Linked DNA regions of Homo sapiens: regions 1 and 2 are each linked to region 3. A link is a contact called in ENCODE Hi-C data. All regions are on one chromosome and are shown on one strand. Each heading gives the region's core, a stretch centred on a gene start or an enhancer-like site at or near the end of the contact. The rest is flanking DNA. Distances are from core to core; before and after follow the strand shown.

Evidence for each region. Hi-C counts contacts between places; a loop is a spot of excess contacts on that map. Pooled maps may share reads with other maps.
Region 1: a pooled map shows a loop between it and region 3 (9-fold over the local background). The contact joins the promoter of SLC25A14 here to the enhancer-like site in region 3. A Hi-C loop is called at or near these places in 8 of 37 single-sample maps with no recorded cell type and 11 of 50 pooled maps.
Region 2: a pooled map shows a loop between it and region 3 (21-fold over the local background). The contact joins the promoter of RBMX2 here to the enhancer-like site in region 3. A Hi-C loop is called at or near these places in 4 of 37 single-sample maps with no recorded cell type and 10 of 50 pooled maps.

What each region holds. Positions count from the first base shown.
Region 1 is chrX:130,338,152-130,341,453 of GRCh38, reverse strand. SLC25A14 (solute carrier family 25 member 14) reads right to left here and starts at 1,535. Exons shown (of 11, transcript NM_001282195.2): 1 at 1,478-1,535; 2 at 1,101-1,347. The coding sequence starts at 1,175. RefSeq lists a silencer at 1,308-1,517 and an enhancer at 1,330-1,903.
Region 2 is chrX:130,400,588-130,403,486 of GRCh38, reverse strand. It overlaps RBMX2 (RNA binding motif protein X-linked 2), which reads right to left and starts at 1,500. Exons shown (of 6, transcript NM_016024.4): 1 at 1,450-1,500; 2 at 1,117-1,232. The coding sequence starts at 1,454.
Region 3 is chrX:130,081,091-130,084,014 of GRCh38, reverse strand. ELF4 (E74 like ETS transcription factor 4) reads left to right here. Exons shown (of 9, transcript NM_001421.4): 2 at 2,476-2,759. The coding sequence starts at 2,685. Among named protein-coding and RNA genes, the nearest start is that of ELF4, 28 kb to the left of the region's middle. RefSeq lists enhancers at 912-961, 1,392-1,621, 1,772-1,921. Within about 2 kb of position 1,599, at least 21 of the 41 ENCODE cell types and tissues checked have a DNase peak (open chromatin) inside an H3K27ac peak, as active enhancers do.

The DNA.
Region 1 (3,302 bases), core at 286-2,785, 260 kb before region 3:
TGCCCAAACCTGCAATGCACTTTGGGTATAATCATATTTGAAAAACACAGATATTCGTTCTAGCACCAAGACAATATTTACCACTCAACCTGTCTTTTCTGAATAACCAATGAGATGGGACAGAGAAAAAAGTACGAAATACAGTACTTGCCTTTCAAGAGCTTATAATCTGGTGGAAGAAATCAAAGTAGTGCGTTAGAGAAAAATTAAGTACTAAACTGTGTAGTACAAACTTTAAGAGCAAGAGGAGCATAGAAAAGACTACAACCAGCATGGGATTGACTAATTTGAAAATTGCCGAGGTGAGAGAACCTAAATTGAACCTTGAGAGACGGTAGGTACAACCTGGTTAGGTGCAGGTAAGGGAGAGGGGCAGGGAAGAGAGAATGAACAGAAACACAAATGTGGGAACAAGCACAGCATGTAGAAGCAGGCATCAGTATGGTTTGTGCCAAGAAGAAAGGAACCTAACTGGAACAGAGAATTCCCTTGTTGACTGAAACAGTATCAGACAAGAAGTGTGATAAGGAGCATGTTATGTTGAAAGGCTTGAAACCAAGGGGTGGGGGTAGGGGGTGTAGGAGGGGGCTGCATGTTTTGTGTGTGTGTGTTTAACAACGAAGTGACTTGAGGAAATCCACCACATTTTAGCCTATTAGGGCTGCAGCAAACACAGTGGATTACATTACAAACGGGAGAGGCAGGGAGACTAGCTTAGGATGGTGCAAAGTACAGCAGACAAAGATGCTTGTTGGCACTGAGGTTAGAGATAGACTTCCCCAATGAAGACACAAAGAACTCGATGATGTAGGGAATGAAGACGAGGGAAGAGTTCATGATAACGCTAGGCATCTCTAGGCTGGGGGGAAAAACAACAACAACAAGGAATCACTGACAGGAAACCATAAATGTCCCTGCTGTTATCCTGTCTGAGAAACTAATTCATGTTGATAACAGCTGTCATGCCAATCAAGTAACTGAACTGCATTTTAATAGATGCCTTCAATGCCTTGACCTCAGGAGTGACAGGGGGTAGAAACCGAAGGGGAGCATCTTTCAACAGTATCCCTTACACTAATACAATGGAGGTGTTTGCTTACTCCGCTTACAATCACGGCCGCCGTTGCAAACTTCACCCTTAGAAAAATTAGGATTATTCCGGGAAAGATACCCATTCACCCTCTGGGTAGCAGGATCTTGCCAGTTCCTCAGCTGTCAGAGCGAGCTCGTGGAGAGAAGGGAGGCGCCTGAAGAAGGCGGCCTCCCAGGGGGGTCGAGGAAGCAGGGTTCAATCGAAGAAGTAAAACCACCGATGCCAGAAGAGTGAAAGACAGGGAAGGGACTCAGCTGAGGGGAGAGAGAGACCAGAGGACCGTTAAGCCCCTCCCAGGCCGGGAACCAGGCCAGCCCGGCCCCGCGCGGCCTGGCGCGGCCCAGCCCCGCTCCCCAGCCTGGAAGTCCAGGAGCTCCCCCTCACCTGCTCGGGCTCATCGGACGACTGGGAAGCTGAGGCTCCCACAGTCGGAAACGCCACTGCAGCGCCAACCCGGAAGCATTGAAACCAACGGAAGTAACCAAAGCGTTGCTTCGGCAACCGCGGCGCAGCCATTTCAACTCCGCCCCTTCCAAAACTAAAAACAAAGGCGCGAAATAAGAGGCGGAAGCGGCAGAGTTCTAAAGGCGAGGGTCGGAACCACTGCAGGCGCAGAAGCCTAGAGGGGCAACCGGACTTGCGGGAGGTGGAGGCAGGGCAGCTAAGGCGTGAGAATTTGGTAGCTTCCCCAGTTAACGTGCTCGCCAGAGGGGAAAGAGGTGTCGCCTCGTCACCGCGAAACCCACCCACCTGGCGCGTAGAAGGACTAGAAAAGGAAGGGGCCTCGCCCCGGTATCAGGGCTTGAGGAGTGGGTCAAGGGGAGTGGTGGGCGTAGTGCCCTGCGCGCTCAGTACGAAAAAGGCGGCAACGTGGAGGGGGTGGGGCAAAGGCTTCAAAACAAAAGTAGGAAAGTGAGACATAGGGGTGAGCCGAATTTAGTGAGGTGCCTGGGCTCAATGAGAAAATAAAGTTCAAGGCCAGGCGCGGTGGCTCACGCCTGTAATCTCAACACTTTGAGGGTCCGGGCGCATCACTTGATGCCAGGAGTTTTGAGACCAGCCTGGCCAACATGGTGAAATCCCGTCTCTAGTAAAAATGCAAAAAAATTAGCTGGGTGTGGTGGCACGCACCTGTGGTCCCAGCTACTCGGGAGGCTGAGGCAGGAGAGTCACTTGAACCCCGGAGGTGGAGGTTGCAGTGAGCTGAGATCACGCCACTGCCCTCTAGCCTGGGTGACAAAGCAAGACTCCATCCAAGAAAGGAGAGAAAGAGAGAGAGAGAGAAAGAGAAAGGAAGGAGGGAGGGAGAGAGAGAAAGAAAAGAGAAAGGGAGAGAAAGGAAGGGGGGGAGGGAAAGAAGGGAGGGAGGGACGGAGAATGATCCAGACAGCACCTACTGGACGTCAGACATTAACCAGTGAAAAATTACGGTCAGACCCCTTACTCGAAGCTCTTGCTTTAATCAGAAACTTCACTTAAGAAAGAGCAAGTTGGATACCAAAAAGGGGACCACAAAAAGCTAAACAGATGAGGCAGAAAAACACCAACGGGAAATCCCAGTTAATCCAAACCTCATAATCCACCAGAAGATGCCAAGAGTCCGACCCCCAGCTTCCGACTCTGGCCCCTCTGGCTGCTGGAAGGGGAAACCGCAAAGCCCCTGGGTGATTCCATTAGCCAATGTGCTATGACGTCCGATTTTTGAGCTATGACGTCCGATTTTTGAGCCTCTTAACAACGTTCCCTAATCACGCGAGAGTACGCAATAATAGGGTTTATTGCTTATGTGTTATAAGGAAAAGTCAGTGCAAGTTGGCCCTAAATGGTTATTTGTTGAATGAATAAATATTTGGAACTATGTTCTTCCAAAAGGATATTTCTCATTTTAGTTCACCTTGTTTTATTTTGTTGGGTTTTGTTTGTTTTTTTTTGGACAGAGTCTCACTTTGTGGTCCAGGCTGGAGTGCAGTGGTGCGATCTCGGCTCACTGCAACCTCCACCTCCCAGGTTCAAGCGATTCTCCTGCCTCAGCCTCCTGAGTAGCTGGGATTACAGGTGCCTGCTACCACACCCAGCTAATTTTTGTATTTTTAGTAGAGACGGGGTTTCGCCATGTTGGCCATGCTGATCGCCAACTCCTGGCCTCAGGTGATCCACCCGCCTTGGCCCCTCAAAGTGCTGGGATTAAAGGCGTGAGCCACCTCGTCTG
Region 2 (2,899 bases), core at 251-2,750, 320 kb before region 3:
TGAAGCAGGAGACTCGCTTGAACCCAGGAGGCAGAGGTTGTAGTGCGCCGAGATCGTGCCATTGCACTCCAGCCTGGGCGACAAGAGTGAAACTCCAGCTCAAAAAAAAGAAAGAAAGAAAGAAATTAAGTCTGACTCAATGACAGAAGTACATGTAAGGTGCCAGTAGTACAGAAAAAGGAGTAATTAATTTTGAGTGGAAGTCGGGGTCACCACTAACGAAACTAATCTGATCACTCAGTCCTCCTGCCACCCAAAATCCTATGGACAAAGCAGATAGTTTCCATCACAAACCTCTGCTTCCACAAACATGTTGAATTCATCTGCTCATTACCCACAAATTTACAGCTATGATACAAAATCAGTCTACATATGTCATGATTAACCCCACCTACACATAGACAAAGGTTATAAAGACACTGTTAAGCATTTCCTAGGGAATAATTTCCCCTCCAAATATTTATTTCCTCATTTGTAAGATGGGGATATTAGCACGTAACTCGCAAGATTATTATAAGAGTTAAATAAAACGATGTATATAAAGTGCTTAGCACAATGTTTGGTACAATAACCTCTTTGAAGCATCAAACTTGTACAATTACTGATTGTGATATAAAGTGAATACAGTAATGGTAACGTGGCCATGGACTAGAAAGCAGGAGCTAGAGGAGCAAAGTGAATTCTGGAAGGGAAGGGGAATGGGGGAGGGTGGTGGTAGCAATATGGAGCTGTGGCTAAGACCAAGAGTTCTAGAATGCTATAGTTCTGCCTGTTGCGCTTACTAGCTATGTGACCTTAAGGAAGTCCCTTAACTTCTCTGCACCCCAATTTCCTCAGCAGTATAATGGGTCAGAGGGTGAGAGAGAAATAACAACAGTCCCTGAACCTTAGCACAGCAAATGGCAAACAGTAACTCTCATGAGCACTGATTTGGCAGGGAAGGAAAACTAAAAATGGGGCAGAAAAGAGATGTAACACGGATTCCCGGGCAGACAGCAGATGGATATGAAGGTGGGCGATGAATGTAAGCAGGAGTGAAGGGTGAAAATGCCGAAATAGTCGGAAACCGAGCAGGAGAATCTGGAGAGCACTGAGGAAGAAAGATGTGGACCTCACCCAGGAAGATCCAGGCGCTGTCCTTGTACTCGGAGTGCCAGGACACCTTATCGGCCACCCCAAGCTGGACCTCTCGTTCATTCAGCTCGTTGATCAGCTTCACCTTAGTTAAAGGGCTTCACGGTGGCGGGGGGGGTGGGGAGGGTAGGCAGAAAAGCAGACAAGTAAGTGCGAACCGGCCGGAGCTGAGGAAGAGCAAAACTAGGGGACGAGCTGTTCCAGTCCCCGCGCCGCTCCCGCCCCTCGGCCCCGCAGACGCTCTACCACACCAGTCCCGGTGGACCACCCCCAGTGGCCCGCTGCTCCTTCCTCAAAAGGAAGCTGACGCCTTACTTCATCTCCTCGGGTTCGCGCTCAGCACTCAGGAATCAGCGCCCGGGAAAGGCAGCGCAGCGCATGCGCGGCCCCGGCGCCAGTGGCCAGTCGATTCGGTGACCTCGCGCCGGAAGAGCCGGGGCGTACCGGGGCGTGGCGCCTGCGCACTAGCAGCCTTCCGCGCTGCGTGCGGTTACCTCTTGGAGAGGTGGTTTTTCTCTAGTTTTTCGCTTTTTCTTCTCTGTGAAATGGGGTAAAGGCACAAGCCTGGGCTGTTGCAGGACCCCCACCTCTTGAACGATATCTGAAACTGGTTAGATTAGCTATAAATATTTGCTGAGTGAACGGAACAAGCAGCCTGATGTGGCGACTTTAGTCTCAGCCCTCGCTCCCAGTCCAGAGTCCCACTTGGACCTTCGCTCCTAGTCAGTTGCTAAAGCACAGACCCATCAAAGCATCCCTGTCATGGCAGAAAAGTGAAGAAGATAGGTGAAAAGGTAAATCTTCTGTTGTCCTTATCCCAATACATAGGCAACAGACCAGTGTGCTTCTATAGGCTGAATCGAATACCTACACATTTGCATGAGAACTGCTGCACTTACTCTTTTCCATAGGCTCTCTCCTAGTTGAGCAGGAGGCAGAAATTAATATTGTTAAATTAATAGCTAACAATTGAGCAGATGATGTACTATACGATGCTAGAGTATGTACTAAGCAATTTACATGTATTGTCTCTCCACCCTCACAACAACCCAATAAAGCAGAGAAAATTACAATCCCTAGCCGGGCACAGCAGCTCAGCCTGTAATCCCAGCACTTTGGGAAGCTGAGGTAGGAGGATTGCTTGAGCTCAGGAGTTCGAGACCATCCTGGGCAACATAGCAAGACCCTGTCTCTAAAATAAAGGGAAAAAAAGGGGGGCCAAGTGTGGTGGCTCATGCCTGTCATCCCAACACTTTGGGAGGCTAAGACGGGTGGATCACCTGAAGTCGGGAGTTCAAGACCAGCCTGGCCAAGATGGTGAAACTCTGTCTCTACTAAAAATACAAAAATTAGCCAGGCATGGTGTCACACGCCTGTAATCTCAGCTACTCAGGGGGCTGAGGCAGGAGAATCACTTGAACCTGGGAGGCAGAGATTGCAGTGAGCTGAGATCGCACCACTGCACTCTAGCCTGGGCAGCAGAGTGAGACTCCTTTTTATTTAAAAAAAAAAAGAAAGAAAAGAAAAAAAATTTCCACCCTCATTTTGTAGAGGAAGAAATGAGGCTCAAAGGAATAAATTAACTTGAAAGGTACTCTACCTGCACCCGTCAGGTCAGGTTGATTTAATCAGTCCTTACTGAACATCTAGATTTGTCCTGTACAGCTAAGGTCTGTAGACAGGAGTATCAGGGTGGGTCCTCTGCCTTCAAGGAGCTAATATTATAATTAAGGGGACAAGATATATTTGCTTGATAGATTTCAAC
Region 3 (2,924 bases), core at 350-2,849:
GGTCACCCCAGAAGGTATGCACATTTTGCTCATTCTCGTGTAAGGCAGAGTACGTGACACCTACCCGCATCCACCGTATACAGATAAACGTTGCCCAGAAAACACACCTCACAGATGCTGACTGACCCATACCACCAATCTATCCATCCATCCATCCATCCATCCATCCATCCATCCATCCAGCCATCCATCCAGCCATCCACCCACCCACCCATCCACCCATTCATCCCTTCATTCATTCCACAAACACAAATTGAGTGTCTGTTACATGCCATACATGATGCAAGGTGCTAAGGTTTCATCAATGTCCAACACAGTTGTTGCTGCCCTCAAGGAAGCCCCTGTCTTATGGGGGAGGTAAGGAAGGTACATAAAAGTAGCCCAGGCAGACAGCACCAGCAGTGAACTCGCAAACATGAAATCCTGATCTGGAAAGAAGAGATGAGCAAGCCCGAAGGGAAGGGCTACAGCGAGTGACCTTGGGGGAAGGGACACACACAGGAGTTTCATGTTTAGACAAAGTGGGATTAGGTGAAAGTGATCACCTTTAATTTGATTAGTATGAGAATGTTTCCTGGGGGCAGGCAGAAGGCCTGTGGGAGGGCGGGAGCTGCTGTGGAATGCAAGCCTTGGGGCGCTTAGGCTGGGGGGGCAGGGGGGACAGACCTTCCAAGCATAAATGGCCTTGGGAGGCTTCACAGACCAGTGGAGAATGGGTCGCAGGCAGGGTCTGGTGGGGGTGGGGTGGTGGTGGGAGGAGTGAACCTGGGGCAAGGGCTGCAGTTTCCCAGGCGCCTCCTCCCAGTACTCAGCCTCTCACTCGTCCAAAGGGAAATTCAGACCTGAGAGGTTGAGTTGAGCGACTTCTCCCGACTTTTTGTTGGGGTGGGTGGAAAGGTGTGGGGGTGAGGGTGAGGGTGGGGGTGGGGCAAAGGCACGGCCAGCCCTGTGGGCTAACGGAAAGGAAGTAGGAGAGGCCTGGGTGTCTCCTGTGGGGGAGAGCGGTCATCAGGGAGGTCACCGTGGTCCCCCTCCCTTTCCTCCCCTTTGCCCCTCTCTGAAGTTCCTCATTTCTTTCCGGGCCAGGATAAGGTTTGCCCACCCCGGCACTGCCAAGGGAGTGTCAAGGAGGTGGAGTGCAGTGTGTGGCTTCTGCTATGGTGCATGGACACACCCACACGCACATCCACACACTCAGAACCGAGCCCAGGGGACCAAAGACGTGGCGCCTGGAAGTGGAGAAGCTCCAGTGATGGGGTGGAGGAGCAGAGCTGGCTGGCGAGGAGGGAGGTGGGAGGGCTGGGGCTGTGGGAGGCAGGCCTGGGTGTGACCACCCACAACACGCAGATGAGGCGCCCGGGCACTGACAGCCCTGAGGAGTGGCGACAGGGGGAACAAATGCAGGCCCGGACGCCATGTGACACCGTGAGCGCTGAGGGCACGTGGGGCGAGAGGAGGTGTGTTTGGGCTGCGGCAGACACAGAAGATTTCCTGGAAAAGGGGCCTGAGCCAGCCCCAGAGGATGGGGAAGGTTCCGCCTGCCCCTCCTCCAGTCGGGGCTCTCCTCACCAGTTCCCAGGGTGACAGTTCACTCTTGAAACTGAAAGCAAAGCTAAACCAAGAACACAAACCCACACACAGCACAGAGGCCACGCTCTCTGGTGGGTGGCGGCGGTAGTGGTGAGAGGGGGGTGCTGACGAAAACAGGGTATGTGGCCCACCTGTCCCCCAGTCTCCAGGCTCTCTGGAGGCTTGGCTCCATCTGAGAGTCCCATCCCTGAGAGCAGGGTAAGGCCACTGCTGGTCCTCACACAATACAACCCCCACAGCGAGGCAGGCATGGGTGTGACCACCCCCACTTCTTCCTCTGTAGATGTGGCCCCTCAAAGCTAACTGGCCCCCACTCCCAAGGTAAGATTAGGCTGACTTCACCTGGAGCCAGGCAGAGTCAGAAGAGCACTACAGAGTGGGTATACAGATACCCACAGGCCCCCACTCAGCCCCTCACACGATTCTTCCCCAAGCCAAGGGAGTTACAGGGATTCTCCATGCTGCTGCCTCGTCCACGAGGCCAGGCCAGGCGCCCTGACTCCCCCTGGGGATTAGTCTTCAGGGTGGAGAGAGCGCAAAGTTCCTCCATCTGGCAGTTTCTCCAGGGGAAGGGGAGGAGGCAGGGAGGGAGGCTGCATATCTTTGGGACTAGTGCGAGATGCCGATGCTGGTGACCCAGACGGGCACCAACACTCAGCCACTTCCCACTGGAGGCCATTCAGTTGACTTCCTCTCTCCTTCTTTCTTTCCCTGACCTCTTTCTTCTCTGTCGCTTTTCTTCTCTCATCATCCTCCCGTTTCGGCCACTCCTCTATTGGCAGTCTGCCTTAGCATGGCAGGGTCCCTCTGGTTCATAGGCAGTTCTGGCAACAGAGCTCAAGGAAGGTGACTTACTCACTGTCCCCATCTCTCCCTTCTCTCTAGGTCGCTCCTGTGGTTGGTCCAGCCCAGAATGCAGCCTTGAGCCTGGCTTAGGCCACCACCTACTCCAGCTCTCTCCACCCCCTATTTTACTGCAGCTCAGGGGGTAGGCTCTAGGCTCCAAAGTACCTGGGTATTGTCCCTTCATCAAGAAAGCCCCACAGCTCTGGAGGGCTCTGATAATCCCGTTGTCAGCTCTCTGAAAAGACAGCATGGCTATTACCCTACAGCCCAGTGACCTGATCTTTGAGTTCGCAAGCAACGGGATGGATGATGATATCCACCAGGTATGGCCCCAGAGAACAGAGCACAGTTAGCCCCTGTGGACAATCAGATAGACACAGACAGCCAGGCAGACAGCCAGGGAGCCAGCTGGCTGCACAGCTAGCCAATCAGCAAATATCCATCAAGCACCTACTATGCTCAGGGCACTGGCCCTGCTTGCCAGCCAG